Linked DNA regions of Homo sapiens: region 1 is linked to region 2. Evidence: read pairs that join two places in POLR2A ChIA-PET (ENCODE). Cell type or tissue: B cell. All regions are shown on one strand. Each heading gives the region's core, and the rest is flanking DNA. Links, peaks and the distances in the headings are about the cores only. Region 1 holds the start of EVI2B (ecotropic viral integration site 2B). Region 2 overlaps UTP6 (UTP6 small subunit processome component).

Region 1 (6,797 bases), core at 4,298-6,797, 580 kb before region 2:
GTTCCTTACATAATTCATGTATGTATCTCACTCACACTTCTATTCTCTTAAGTAATTGTGTTTACTTTTCACATTTTCCTATACCTACTTCCTTGAACAAGATTATAAAGAACCTTGAAGAAGGCAGAAAGGAGAAAGAAAAATACTTATCTAGAGCATATTATGTGTTGTACTATCCCAGTTTTGCATACTTTATTTCACAGAACCTTCAAATGACTTTATAAGGAAGGTAAAGGGATCCCTTATTTACAGATAAAGAGACAGTGTCAAATGAGTTAAGCAGTTTGCCTGATGTTATACCACTCGAAGTGACAGATTGGGAGTTTGTACCCAGGGCCACCTGATTCCAAAGCATACATTCTTTCTGCTACCCTTTATTGCCTCATGTTTTTATATTTTGATTTCTTTGTAGTTAATGCCTTATATATTAGGAGCACAGTAAACATTTAACCTGTATTGGGCTTCTTGATTCCTTTCCATTTTAGTTTTTGCTTTTTACTAGTACTTCTACCAGAAAATAAGCAGAGGCAGTGAAATCTGAGTTAATAAATTCTGCTTTTTATCCATTTTGCAAAAGATTTAAAAGGGAAAATTTGAACACTTTTGGCATAGATATAGGGATTTGAATAATCTCTGGATGGTCATCATCCATGCAGTTCCTACCCATTATTCTTATAGATTACAAAAAAAGGCGGGGGGACTTCTTTAGAAAATGTTATTCTCTTCAGAACTTCATTTTAAAAATCTGTTTTAATGCTATGCAAAGCATCAGAAAATATAAGCCATGAATTGTCTTTAGCCAAAAATGTTTCCTCTTTTGTGACTTTGCTTAAAATAAGGAAACCATACGGTTCCTCTTTTCAGTTAGCTGAAAAAGGCATTAGAGAAGGACAGGGCCCAAACAGGAACATAATTTTAAACCCAGGTTAGTTTGTAAGATCAATTTTGATAGGCTCCTATCCTCTACTGTCAGTAGTAAGCTGGTGGAACCCTCCATGTATGAGATTTTCACTTGTCAGTTAACGGTTATGGCAATATTAAAACCAAATTCCATTTTTTGCCTATCCTAACACTTTCTACCACTCTTCAGTTAGCTTTTTATCCTCCTAGGATCTGCCACATCAGAGTACTAGAAACTGTATTAGAATTCTATGATGGCAATTCAGTGTAGTCCAGAGAAGGAGAAGAAAGATTTAAAAGAGGAATAAATAGGGAATATGGTAGTGGAAAAAACTGACTTTTTTCCCAGCGGTAATGAGGCCAGCGTTACTACCAGTGTGGAAGGTTATTTAGCATACACATTTTAAAATATGTAAGTGGTGTGTACCTGAAGTACCAACATTGTTTCTGTAGGTAAAGAACAATATTGGGCAGGGGAATAAAAAGGAGATTTAGAATAATATAAAAGGCAATGCAAAGAAATACAAAATAACACAAAAGAGAAAAAACAAAAACTCTAGGAAGCAGCGAACAGAAAAGAGGAAGGTCAATTGACTAGAGAAGATACAGAAAAGAAGAAAAGTTAATAAACAGGTGAAAAAAAAAGCAGTGGTTATATAATTAGCAAGAAGGCAGTGTAGATGATTGAAGTAGGCAAAATGAAGTTGGGGGTGGGGGGAGATGATTGAAGTAGATGAAAGAAGCAACGGCAAAATGCTGCTCTGTTGTGGCTGGCCTGTGTTTGTGAGTGCAGGGAGACAGTAAAGAGGAGCTTGCTTTCTAAAATGGAGGACCAGAAGGAACCATCCTTTCAAATTCATTTACCTTTCATTTCAGGCTCTCCTGTCTGCTGTGAGTATCCTTACCATCCTCTCCCTTTTTTTTTCCCTGACACTATCCAGAAGCATACCTAGCAATTATTCCAAAGAACCCATGTACCCGTGTACGTTTTATATAGAGTTTTCCAGAAATCCCTTAGTCTGCTGCTCAAGCAAATTTGTCAGCCCTCATATGCCGGTTTTTACTCATTATTATAGGCTGGCACTTTGAGGTTTAAATCTGTGATTTTGGTTCTTTTTCTTTGCTGAATATTTAGAATATTTTAAAAAGAAAAACATAAATTTAAACATTTTAAAGACAGTTACAGTGAAGCAGGAGTCCCCGTGTATAAGACATGTTCTTTTTTTTTTTTTTTTTCCGTTTGGAGACAGGGTCTCACTCTGTCACCCGGGTTGCAGTGCAGTGGTGCAATCTCAGCTCACTGCAGCCTCTGCCTCCTGGGCTCAAGCGATCCTCCTCACACCTCAGCTTCCCTAAAGAAGTTAGAAACTGCAGGTGCACTACACCACGCCCAACTAATTTTTGTATTTTTTGTAGACATGGGGTTTCACCATGTCACCCAGACTTGCCTTGAACTCCTGGACTCAAGTGACCCACCCACCTTGGCCTCCCAAAGTGCTGGAATTATAGGCATGAGCCACCGAGCCCGGCCATAGACATGTTCTTATAAATATAATGCATAAGTACTTAAAGGGTCCAGCATTTAAAATTGATGCTGTTAAGTTGGATATGTTAGGAAGTATGCCATTATCTTTTAAAGAGAATCAAGATTTGGAGAGCATATCCTAGACAAAAGACAAGTATAGATAGCTGTATCAATTACTTTGATATAATAAAAGTTGTGATGCAAATATAATAGATTAAAATTTAGCAGTAGTATTATCTCTAACTAGTGAAGTTTTGAAACCGTAAAAGAAAAAACCAGCCATTCTGCATCTTGAGGAAAAGTGGAAAGAGAAATTGACCTTCAACTACAATAGGAAGTATTTGATGACCATCTTGTATCATGATAGTGACCATTTACTGAGCACCCACCAAAGGCTAAGCAGTATCCTATTTTAATTAGCTAGGTGGTGGTTTTTTCATCCTACAGATAAGGAAACTGAGACACCACGATGTTGGGTAACTTGGCAGTATCACAGCTCTAAGTAGTGGCACTAATACAAAAATCATGCTAATCTTGTGCCAGAACCGTTTCTTTCTATCACATTTCACTGTATGTGCTATACTGCCTTTCATAGAAAAGTTATGAAATAGAAATGCTTTATGAAGGAAGGAGATGTGAGTTGGTGGGAATTACACGTAAATAACACTTGTAGGTAGTCTTAGATAAAGGGTAGGAAAGAAATACCTGAAAACCCATTTTAGTCCTGATTCTACGAAAACTATTATAAGAATTTGGAATGGTTTCTATAAAGTGTCATATTTAGTAAGTTTACTGAAAATTTTGTGGTGATTTTTTTTTTAAAGCTTGGACATTGAAAGGCATCAGATTTATGTTTCTCAATTCAAACTTAATCAGAATTAAAGTTTCCTTCTAAGTAGAATTATGTGGGAATTAGCTGGAAAACACAGGCACTACTAGTAAACTTTAGATTTGGGACTAACCCTTTAAAAACATGTATGGGACCAGGCGCAGTGGTTCCTGCCTGTAATCCCAGCACTTTGGGAGGCCGAGGTGGGCCAATCACTTGAGGTCAGGAGTTGAAGACCAGCCTGACCAACATGGTGAAACCCCGTTTCTACTAAAAATACAAAAAATTAGCCAGGCGTGGTGGTGGGTGCCTGTAATCCCAGCTACTCAGGAGGCTGAGGCAGAAGAATCTCTTGACCCTGGGAGGCGGAGGTTGCAGTGAGCCTGTGAGCCAAGATGGTGCCGCTGCACACCAGCCTGGGTGACAGAGGGAGACTCCATCTCAAAAAAAAAAAAAAAAAGTATGGGATTCTATGACAAAAACACACCATAAGGATCGATGGGAAATTTTTTAATTTTATGAAATATGACAGTGAAAAAAATTTAATATAATTTTATGACTTTATGCATAATGAAATAAACTAAATATTAGAAGTAGAAAAATATATAGACAAGCCTAATCTGAAAAAGAGATAAATATCTTTATTTTCTGACTTCCACAGTAATTACTTAGAAGAAATCCTTCTAAGAGAAAGTCATGAATATTTATTAAGTGTTGAAATGGGATATCACCCACTATGAACATATTATTCCCTGAAATTACAAGTCTATGTAAAATACTCTTTGCAGTTTTTATTTGCCCATTTTACCCACAGCAAGCATCTTTTATGCATATTAACAATTTTCTATTGTTTATTCTATAGGTTTCTTCTATCTTATACTATGTTCTAAAGTCTCAGATAATGTGACATAAACACGTAGATGATATTAATATACGCATGCATGTTTGATTATTGACTAACATTTTTGGCTTAGTAAGCTTTTAAAATGAGCCATAATGTTTTCATGTCATCATTATTAAATATAAAATCTATATGTAAAAAATAAAGCATGTATAATAATAATAGTCAAATACCACATCTGATTTCTTTTTCTTTCTAAATTAAGTGAAAGTGACCATTCTTACTATGCAAACTAAAGGGGATACAAAAATTTTAATTTATGCATTATATTATGTACAGGAAAATTCTATAAAAAGTACATTAGAACTTTTAACAATTAATATTTTGGAGGTTATAAATTCAGTCATAGCCTGTGGAATCTAGTTCTATTTCTAACCCTTAGCTTTATCTGCCATGGCTATAGTTTCTTTTTAATTCTAAAACTAAGGTTAACAAATATGATTGTGGCTGGGAGCGGTGGCTCACTCCTGTAATCCCAGCACTTTGGGAGGCGGAGGTAAGCGGATCACCCAAGGTCAGGAGTAGGAGACCAGCCTGGGCAACATAGTGAAACCCCATCTCTACTAAAAATACAAAAAAATTAGCCAGGCGTGGTGGTGGGCGCCTGTAATCCGAGCTACTTGAGAGGCTGAAGCAGGAGAATTGCTTGAACCCAGGAGGTGGAGGTTGCAGTGAGCTGAGATCGTGCCACTGCACTCCAGCCTGGGAGACAGAGCAAGACTCTATCTCAAAAAAAAAAAAAAATATGTGTGTGTGTGTGTGTGTGTGTGTGTGTGTGTGTGAGATTAAATAAACTTAAAAGGTCTTATACAAACCTAGGTGAAAATATTTTTCTAAGGCAAGCTGAACTGAGTATTTTTTAATTCTATGCAACAAAACCACAAAAACCTGTTATAGACATCTTTAGACTATCAGAGTTTAAGTTTAAAACACTAATGACAGTTTTTAAAATAAATTTTATATAAAGCAAGATCAAACCAAATTGTGTGAAAATTTTCTTACCTCAGCTGTTAACTTCTTTTGCAGAATGCTAAATTCTTGTTCTAACTGGACATTTTGGTGATTTGGCTAAGAAAGGAAAATGGGTGGTTCAATTCAGATTTAAAATGTTCCTCTAGCAAACTGAAATAGTTTCTGTAGAAAAAGAGGAAGTTTATCAATAGCTGGTTCCGGAAGTGCAATAAACCACAAAGTGACTAAGAAATATATTACTTTAACAGAACTTATTTTGAAATACATTTTGGAGCCCTATGATTTGAGTGCTTTTAATTATGTAAATAAATATTTGAGATACTCTAGTAATATGATTATGTAAATTAAATATTTAGGATGGAGTCCCGAAGAGAAAATTACATGTTCTAAGAAGAAAAGCTGCCAGTTGGGTTATCACTTACAGTGAGATTTCTTCTCATAAGAAGTGAGTGATGTGTTCTGTTTACTTGTATGACCTTAGGCAAGACTCTGCACTTCTGAGTCACCGTTTCCTCCTCTAAAGGAATATTTTATTGGGTTATTGTGAGGATTAAATAAGATAGCATAATATAACATGTATAAATGCCTCACCAACTGCAGGTAACCAATAAATGTAATGTTATTTCCTCATAATATAAAAAGTCCAGGGTAAAAGTATAATTACATTATTTTGCAAATGACAGGATCTCATTCTTTTTTATGGCTGAATAATACTCCATTGTGTATATGTACCATATTTTCTTTATCCATTCATCTGTTTATAGACACTTAGGTTGCTTCCAAATCTTGGCTGTTGTGAATAGTGTTACAACAAAAGTGGGAGTGCAGATGTCTCTTTGTACAGTTTTCCTTTCTGTTGGGTATATACCTAGCAGTGGGATTGCTGGATCATATGATAGCTCTATTTTTAGTTTTTTGAGGAACCACCAAACTGTTCTCCATAGTGGTTTTACTGATTTACATTCCCACTAACAGCGTACGAGAGTTCCATTTTCTCCACACCCTTCCCAGCACTTGTTATTGCCTGTCTTTTGAGTATAAGCCATTTTAACTGGGGTGAGATGAGGTATCATTGTAGTTTTGATTTGCATTTCTCTCATCAGTGGTGCTGAGTACCCTTTCGTATGCCTGTTTGCCATTTGTATATTTGTAATTAAATTATTTTGACCAAATATTTTACTAGTGACTTTTGAGTTCAAGTTCTCAACTATTTATTTGATTACCCACAAAGTAGTTACTTCTCAGTGGAAAATAAAATAAATTGGGGATCATTTTTTAAATAAGAAGTTAACTAAAGTTAACTTGTTACTAAAGGGTAATGAGGGGTTGGGGAGATGGTGTTACCAGTTAATAGGTACAAAAAACAATAGAAAGAATGAATAAGACCTATTTGATAGCACAACAGAGTGACTGTCATTAATACCATAATTATACATTTTAAAATAACTAAAAGTGTAATTGGATCCTTTGTAACACAAAGGATAAGTGCTTGAAGGGATGGATACCCCATTCTCCATGATGTGATTATTTCACGTTGCGTGACTGTATCAAAACATCTCATTACCCTTTAAATATATACACCTACTATGTACCCACAAAAATTTAAAATACAAAAAATTTTTAAGTTAACTAAACAAAGTGTATTGAAAGGAGTGAGTCCATCTGAATAA
Region 2 (7,277 bases), core at 2,781-5,280:
TCCAGCCTGGGCAACAGATCAAGACTCCATCTCAAAAAATAAATAAGTTACTGAAATGTTCAATTATAGCCTAGGAAAAATAAGTATTTTCTGAAAGAAACAGGACACTATTCCTACAGAGTTTTATACACATTCTAATGGAAAATTTCAAAACTAGCTAAAGATCTTCATTAAGAAAAGAATGTTTCACTTTCCTACCAAAAATAATGTTCAAAAGATACCTACCTTTAATTATGCTTACAGAATTTTTGTAGATGATCCATGCCAACTCGCCCTTAAGGATTTCTTCAGAATAATCAGGATTCTCCTAAAGAGTGTTATATCAAACGTAACTTAACAGGTAGTACAAGGAGGAAAAGCACTAGGACGAAAATTAACAATCCTAGACTACCTGTGCCATATGACCACTGGTAAATCATGTCTCTCTCTCCGGGCCAGTTCCCTCACTTGTAAAGTGTGCAGCTTGAACAAGATCACTGACCTTCCAACTGTGTTCTCTGAGGCTCCAAGAGTGGTGGCAAGATCACATGGCTTAAGGCCTCACTCTCCATTTGGACCAAAACAGGTCAGATTTTACATGTCTTGTTTGCGCTTCTCTGTAACATTTTATTTGAATAAAAAAGTCCTGGCCTGGCGTGGTGACTCATGCCTATAATCCTAGCACTTTGGGAAGCCGAGGCAGGCGGATCACTTGAGATCAGGAGTTCATGACCAGCCTGGCCAACATGGCAAAACCCCATCTCTACTAGAAATACAAAAATTAGCCGGGAGTGGTGGCGGGCACCTGTAATCCCAGCTACTTCGGAGGCTGTGGCAGGAGAATCACTTGAACCCGGGAGGCGGAGGTTGCAGTGAGCCAAGATCGTGCCAGTGCACTCCAGCCTGGGCGACAAGGAGCAACACTCCGTCTGAGAAAAAAGTTCTAAGCTGGAAACCACAATAACAGACAATAGCAAAGTTTCTTCTCAGCTCTAACATTCTAAATCTTTTAATTATTCTGTCATATAAAAAATTATATAAAAAGGGAAAGAAAGAAGGCCAGGAAACCACACATTTCACAACCTTTCTCAAGCTCCTTGAATCCATTAATATATCACTTTATGAGATCATACAGCGTTAAAGAATAGTATTTGGCTATTCTGTAAGTAACAATTTTGAGAACCACATTAATTAGTCCAAATATCTATTTTTATAGCATAAAGCTTCATTTTCCTAACTAAGTCCATTTATAAGTAACACTAACTCATCTGGAAGTTTCAAAATGTAACAACATTAAACATTAAAGCTTGAACCCGGAGGCAGAGGTTGCAGTGAGCCAAGATGGTGCCACTGCACTCCAGCCTGTGTGACAGACCGAGACTCCGTCTCAAAAAAAAAGAAAAAAAAAGAAAAATATATTCCAAATATTTTCTCTTACTCCTAAGCAGGCTCAAAATGTTATACATCGTTAGCAAGTGAGAATAAAATAATTAGAACCTTACCACATCCATACTGGCTTTTTCAAATTCTTCCTTCTCCTTCCTCAGTTTTTCAGCATGCATCAGCTCCATCCTAAAGTACTACAGAAGAGAAATAAACTGAAAATCTTTGGAGATGCTTTTTAAAATTTTTTTGAGACAGGGTCTTGCTCTGTCACCCAAGCTGGAGTGCACTGGTGATGACAGCTCATTTCGGCCATGAATTCCTGCACTCAAGTGATCCCCTTGCCTCAGCTTCCTGAGTAGCTAGGATTAGAGGTGCATTCCATCACACTCAGATAATTTTTTTATTTTTATTTTTTGTAGAGACAGGATCTTGCTACGTTGCTGCCTGGCCTGAAACAACTGACCTCAAGTGATCCTCCTGCCTCAGCCTCCCAAAGTGCTGGGATTAAAGGCATGAGCCACCACACCCAGGCTTAACTTTCATTTAAGAATTAAATAGCAGGCTGGGCACGGTGGCTCATGCCTGTAATCCCAGCACTTTGGGAGGCCAGGCGGGCGGATCACTTGAGGTCAGGAGTTCGAGACCAGCCTGCCCAACATGGTAAAACCCCATCTCTACTAAAAATACAAAAGTTAGCGGGGCATGGTGGTGCACACCTATAATCCCAGCTACTTCGGGGGCTGAGGCAGGAGAATCGTTTGAACCCCGGGCGTGGAGGTTGCAGTGAGCCAAGAACACACCATTGCACTCCTGCCTGAGCAACAAGAGTGAGACTCCATCTCAAAAAAAAAAAAAAAAAAAAAAAGAATTAAATAGCAGTTTCTCTTTTATCCTGACAAATGACTCAGAAAACAGTGCAGCTTCCAATACATTCTTTCTCTTATTTGGGATTTTATCTAAAGCTTGGCCCTCAAATGTTCTAAGGCACCATCCATAAGGGAGTAAGTCCCCGAAGAGAGAAAGGAAGTACTACCAGGTATCTATCTCAAGAAAAGGAGACAGAAAGAACATGGAGAAAAGAGGAAGACAAGGCAAAGAAGCCAGAAGAGGGCTTCTTTGGAGAACCAAGGGAACAAGAAAAAAAAATAAAAACAAAAGTATAAAGAGGCTAAATCTGGCTCCCAGCTAAAAAAATGTTAGAGTCTAGTTCCCTATTCCTTCCAACCACAGGAAGGAGGCGGGGGTTCCAACCTCTCAACTAACTTAGAAGCTGCAGTGTCAACACCTACAAAAAGATGTTTTTCCCTGGCCGGGCATGGTGGTTCACACCTGTAATCCCACCACTTTCAGAGGCTGAGGCAGGCAGATCACCTGAGTTCGGGAGTTTGAGACCAGCCTGCCCAACAGGGCGAAACTCCATCTCTACTAAAAATACAAAAATTAGCCGGACGTGGGATCCCACCTACTCAGGAGGCTGAGGCAGGAGAATTGCTTGAACCCAGGAGGTAAAGGTTGCAATGAGCCAAGACCGGGCCACTACACTCCAGCCTGGGAAACAGAACGAGACTCCATCTCAAAAAATAAAAAAGATGTTTGTCCTTACCCACACCTCCACACTTATTCCTAGCCTCCATAAATTGAAGCCTTTTTTATTTAATAAAGAATACATGGGCCGGGCGCAGTGGCTCACGCCTGTAATCCCAGCACTTTGGGAGGTGGAGGCGGGCGGATGACCAGGTCAGGAAATCGAGATCATCCTGGCTAACATGGTAAAACCCCATCCCTAATAAAAAATACAAAAATTTAGCCAGGCATGGTGGCAGGCACCTGTAGTCCCAGCTACTCGGAAGGCTGAGGCAGGAGAATGGTGTGAACCCAGGAGGCAGAGCTTGCAGTGAGCCGAGACCGTGCCACTGCACTCCAGCCTGGGCAACAGAGCAAGACTGTCTCAAAAAAAAAAAGTGAAACCAGCCTGGCCAACATGGCAAAACCCCGCCTCTACTAAAAATACAAAAAAAATAGCCAGGTATGGTGGCGGGCACCTGTAATCCCAGCTACTCGGGAGGCTGAGGCGTAAGAATTGCTTGAATCCAGGAAAAAAAAATATGTCTCCAGAGGACCAAACTGAAACATCACTGTCTCATCCTATGTGCATACACACTCACTTCTTTATAAAGTTTTGGGCACTCTGGATGAAAGCGCAGTGCGCGAAGAAATAGTTGCCTTGCGCTTTCTGAAGACAATCGATCTTCCATTTCCCATTTGGCTGCCATAATCCACAAAGCTGTAAGTGAAAAACCATCAGATTTCATTTCAATAAATTAATCAAGTCAGACAAGAAAAGAACCAAATGATCCAATTTTAATACTCGCACAATTTTTTTTTTTTTTTTTTTTTGAGACAGTCTCACTCTGTCGCCCAGGCTGGAGTGCAGTGACGCAATCTCGGCTCACTACAAGCTCCGCCTCCCAGGTTCATGCCATTCTCCTGCTTCAGTCTCCCGAGTAGCTGGTACTACAGGCACCCGCCACCATGCCCGGCTAATTTTTTTTGTATTTTTAGTAGAGACGGGGTTTCACCATGTTAGCCAGGATGGTCTCAATCTCCTGACCTCGTGATCCGCCCGCCTCGGCCTCCCAAAGTGCTAGGATTACAGGCATGAGCCACTGCGCCCGGCCCACTCAAACAATTTTTTAAAAAAACCTTTAACAAAAGGGGAAGCAGTTCGGACAGACAGTTTCTAACTGCAAAGCTTGGCTACGTTATCTAAAATTAGAAACAGTATTCTGAAGCAAATGAGTAAATGATAACAAATGTTCAATTTAGAGGATGAGTACCTAAGTGTCTGTTACTGTTTTCATCAGATCTAAGGACATTATTGTAAGTCACATACAATTTTTTTCTTTTTTTGAGACAGGGTCTTGCTCTGTTGCTCAGGCTGCAGTGGCACAAACAACAGCTCACTGCAGTCTTCACCTACCAGAATCCCACCTTAGCCCCTCAAGTAGCTGGGACCACATGCATACACCATCACGCCCACCTAAATTTTGTAACTTTGTAGAGATGGGTTTTCACCATGTTGCTCAGGCTGGTCTCAAACTCCTGATCTCAAATGATCTGCCTGCCTCGGCTTCCCAAAGTGCTGGGATTATAGGCATAAGCCACCGTGCCTGGCCCACATACAAATTTTAAAGGTAGTAAAATGCCAGAAAAAGGCCAGGCACAGTGGCTCACACCTGTAGTTCCAGCACTTTGGGAGGCCGAGGCAGGCAGATCACTTGATGTCAGGAGTTTGAGACCAGCCTGGCCAACATGGTGAATCCTCGTTTCTACTAAAAAATACAAAAAATTAGCCAGGCGTGGTGGCACCCTCCTATAGTCTCAGCTATTACGGAGACTGAGGCAGAAGGATCACTTTAACCTGGGAGGCAGAGGTTGCAGTGAGCTGAGATCACACGACTACACCCCAGCCTGGGCGACAGAGCAAGACTCCATGTCAAAAAAAAAAGTCCAGAAAAAACTGCTTATCTTACCACAAATAAAATTATTTTTTGCTCTTTTCTCAATATTTAGAGAAATTATAGGGCAAGCCACAGTGGCTTACTCCTGTAATCCCAGCACTTTGGGAGGCTGAGGTGCACAGATCGTTTGAGGCTGGGAGTTCTGAGACCAGTCTGGCCAACATGGCGAAACCCCATCTCTACTAAAAATACAAAAATTAGCCAGGCGTGGTGGTGCACATCTGTAATCCCAGCTACTTAGAAGGCTGAGGCATGAGAATCACTTGAACCCAGGAGACAGAGGTTGCAGTGAGCTGATATCACACCACTGCACTCCAGCCTGGGCAACAGAGGCAAGACTCTGTCTCAAAAAAATAAAAAATAAAATAAATTATAATTCATAATTTTCTCTAAAACCCTTTGTCCTTCTACATGGGAAATTAACCCTGAGTTAACATTCTAGCTATTTCCCTAGACATTTAATAAAGGTCACCTATCTTATCAAGATTGCTTTTGTTAAAAATGACGCCTGATTGGTAACCACACCTGGAATAGAAGGGTCAGCAATGGTGGCAAGCAATTGCTTTGGGCTTCCTTGAACATGTGACTCCTAAAATTGAGCATGACCTTTCTAGGATCTGTAGAAGCCATGCCCATCCATGGGGCTTCTAAACCAGACTGGATCCCCTACCTACTGATATGATCTCATCTCCTCATACCTGAACAGTCACCTTAGGAACCAGAGGCTACCTCCATTCTGCTAAGAGCATTCTGCAGAAGGAACATACCTAAGGCTATCCTGCTATATTTCTGAGTAAACTGGTGCCAAATGTAGTCTATTTGAGTCTTGTGTGGTATAAGATATCTGATTAAGCCTAATACCCTGAGAATAGGTGCTGAGGCCCCTCCACTATCAACTAGACCATTTATACATTATTCACAAGAGAAATATTTCTCTTACAAAACATGAGTCTACTCTGTACCAGCACTCTTCTAAAATTTATATTGATATTTTCCCCTTTAAGCTTCTAAAATTCCTCAGATTTGACTGCCTCCAAATAAAATGTCCCACAAAGGATTCAAAAGTTTATTTTGCCATCATCTAAAAAGAAATACAGTCTGGCCGGGAGTGGTGGCTCACGCCTGTAATCCCAGCACTTTGGAAGGCCAAGGCGGGTGGATCACGAGGTCAGGGGTTCGAGAGACCAGCCTGACCAACGTGGTAAAACCCAGTCTCTACTAAAAATACAAAAATTAGCTGGGCGTGGTGGCGGGCACCTGTAATCCCACCTACTCAGGAGGCTAAGGCAGGAGAATTGCTTCAACCTGGGAGGCGGAGGTTGCAGTGAGCCAAGATCACACCACTGCCCTCCAGCCTGGGCGACAGAGCGAGACTCCGTCTCAAAAAAAAAAGAAATACAGTCCTTCTTGCCTGCAGATACAACACCTAGGACAGTAACTAGTATATAGTAGGCAGGGGTGAACTATGAGGCAGCTATTCAGTAAGAAAAACTGCTGAGGCCAACTGCCTAAGCTCAAGTCCTCAAAATAATTTCTCTTAGATTCATCAATCGAAATAAAATCCAAAATGGCTTGAGTCTAAATAAAACATAGAAAAATTGACAAAGATTTCACCATACCTGGTTTGTTGGAATGAATCGCCAACATGGCAGAGAATACCTTGCTAAGTCGAGTTTTAGTAGCCTGTAAAAAAGGAAAATATTTCTACTTCCTGCACAGATAAATCATTGATCTTACTCTCTAAGTAATATGTACCCTAACTTTACCAACTGTAAAATCCAATGGAGCATGACATGCTATTGCTAGGGATATATAAACGAACACAGACCCTCAAAATTTTCTACCTCAATTAAACCACTAAACACTTTAAATATCTTTTTAAAAAGTCAACTGTATTGAACAAACACACGTAAAAATTATATTCTTTTCAATTGAATTGGAAACCATAGTCATTCAGATATCCAATGTTATATTGATGTTCCGCCTTCTTGGGTTCTTTTTTCATGTTAACCCTACACTTCAGGAAAAAACATCTGGCATGAAGCTTAAAGGGCAGATTAACAAAAAGACGGTCAGAGGAAGCAAGACATGCATGGCTTTACTCACCCACTTCTTACAAAAAGCCACATAGGAGAGCCAAAGTTGAACATCGTCCTGCAAGAAAAGCAATGTAGTAAGCTGCCCAAATTTGACCTTTACATATAATACACCTTTGCATTAATTAATTTTGCTAAAAACAAGCAAATTTCAGGTTGGATGCGGTGGCTCACACCTGTAATCCCACCACTTTGTGAAGCCGAAGCGGGCGGATCACTTGAGGTCAGGAGATTGAAACCAGCCTGGCCAACATGGTGAAACCCCACCTAACCTAAAATTACAAAGATTATTGGG

The links. Peaks named below come from ENCODE experiments on the same cell type or tissue, not always from the same donor. Only the 100,000 strongest peaks of a DNase experiment are listed, where the experiment ranks them.
Region 1: POLR2A ChIA-PET joins it to region 2 with 6 read pairs; 1 of 35 experiments calls an interaction of 5 or more read pairs at or near these places.

Annotation. Positions count from the first base shown.
Region 1 is chr17:31,308,822-31,315,618 of GRCh38, forward strand. The region is part of intron 36 of NF1 (neurofibromin 1); the gene reads left to right. It overlaps EVI2B (ecotropic viral integration site 2B), which reads right to left and starts at 5,233. Exons shown (of 2, transcript NM_006495.4): 1 at 5,158-5,233. RefSeq lists an enhancer at 2,381-2,460. In B cell, for the core only: no CTCF peak of the experiment used is centred there; a DNase peak (open chromatin) is centred at 5,320; H3K4me3 peaks cover 2,216 bases; H3K27ac peaks cover 2,192 bases.
Region 2 is chr17:31,885,755-31,893,031 of GRCh38, forward strand. UTP6 (UTP6 small subunit processome component) reads right to left here. Exons shown (of 19, transcript NM_018428.3): 5 at 6,993-7,040; 6 at 6,506-6,569; 7 at 3,531-3,649; 8 at 1,482-1,559; 9 at 226-307. Among named protein-coding and RNA genes, the nearest start is that of UTP6, 12 kb to the right of the region's middle. RefSeq lists an enhancer at 4,189-4,368. In B cell, for the core only: no CTCF peak of the experiment used is centred there; DNase peaks (open chromatin) are centred at 3,617 and 4,101; H3K4me3 peaks cover 1,659 bases; H3K27ac peaks cover 2,500 bases.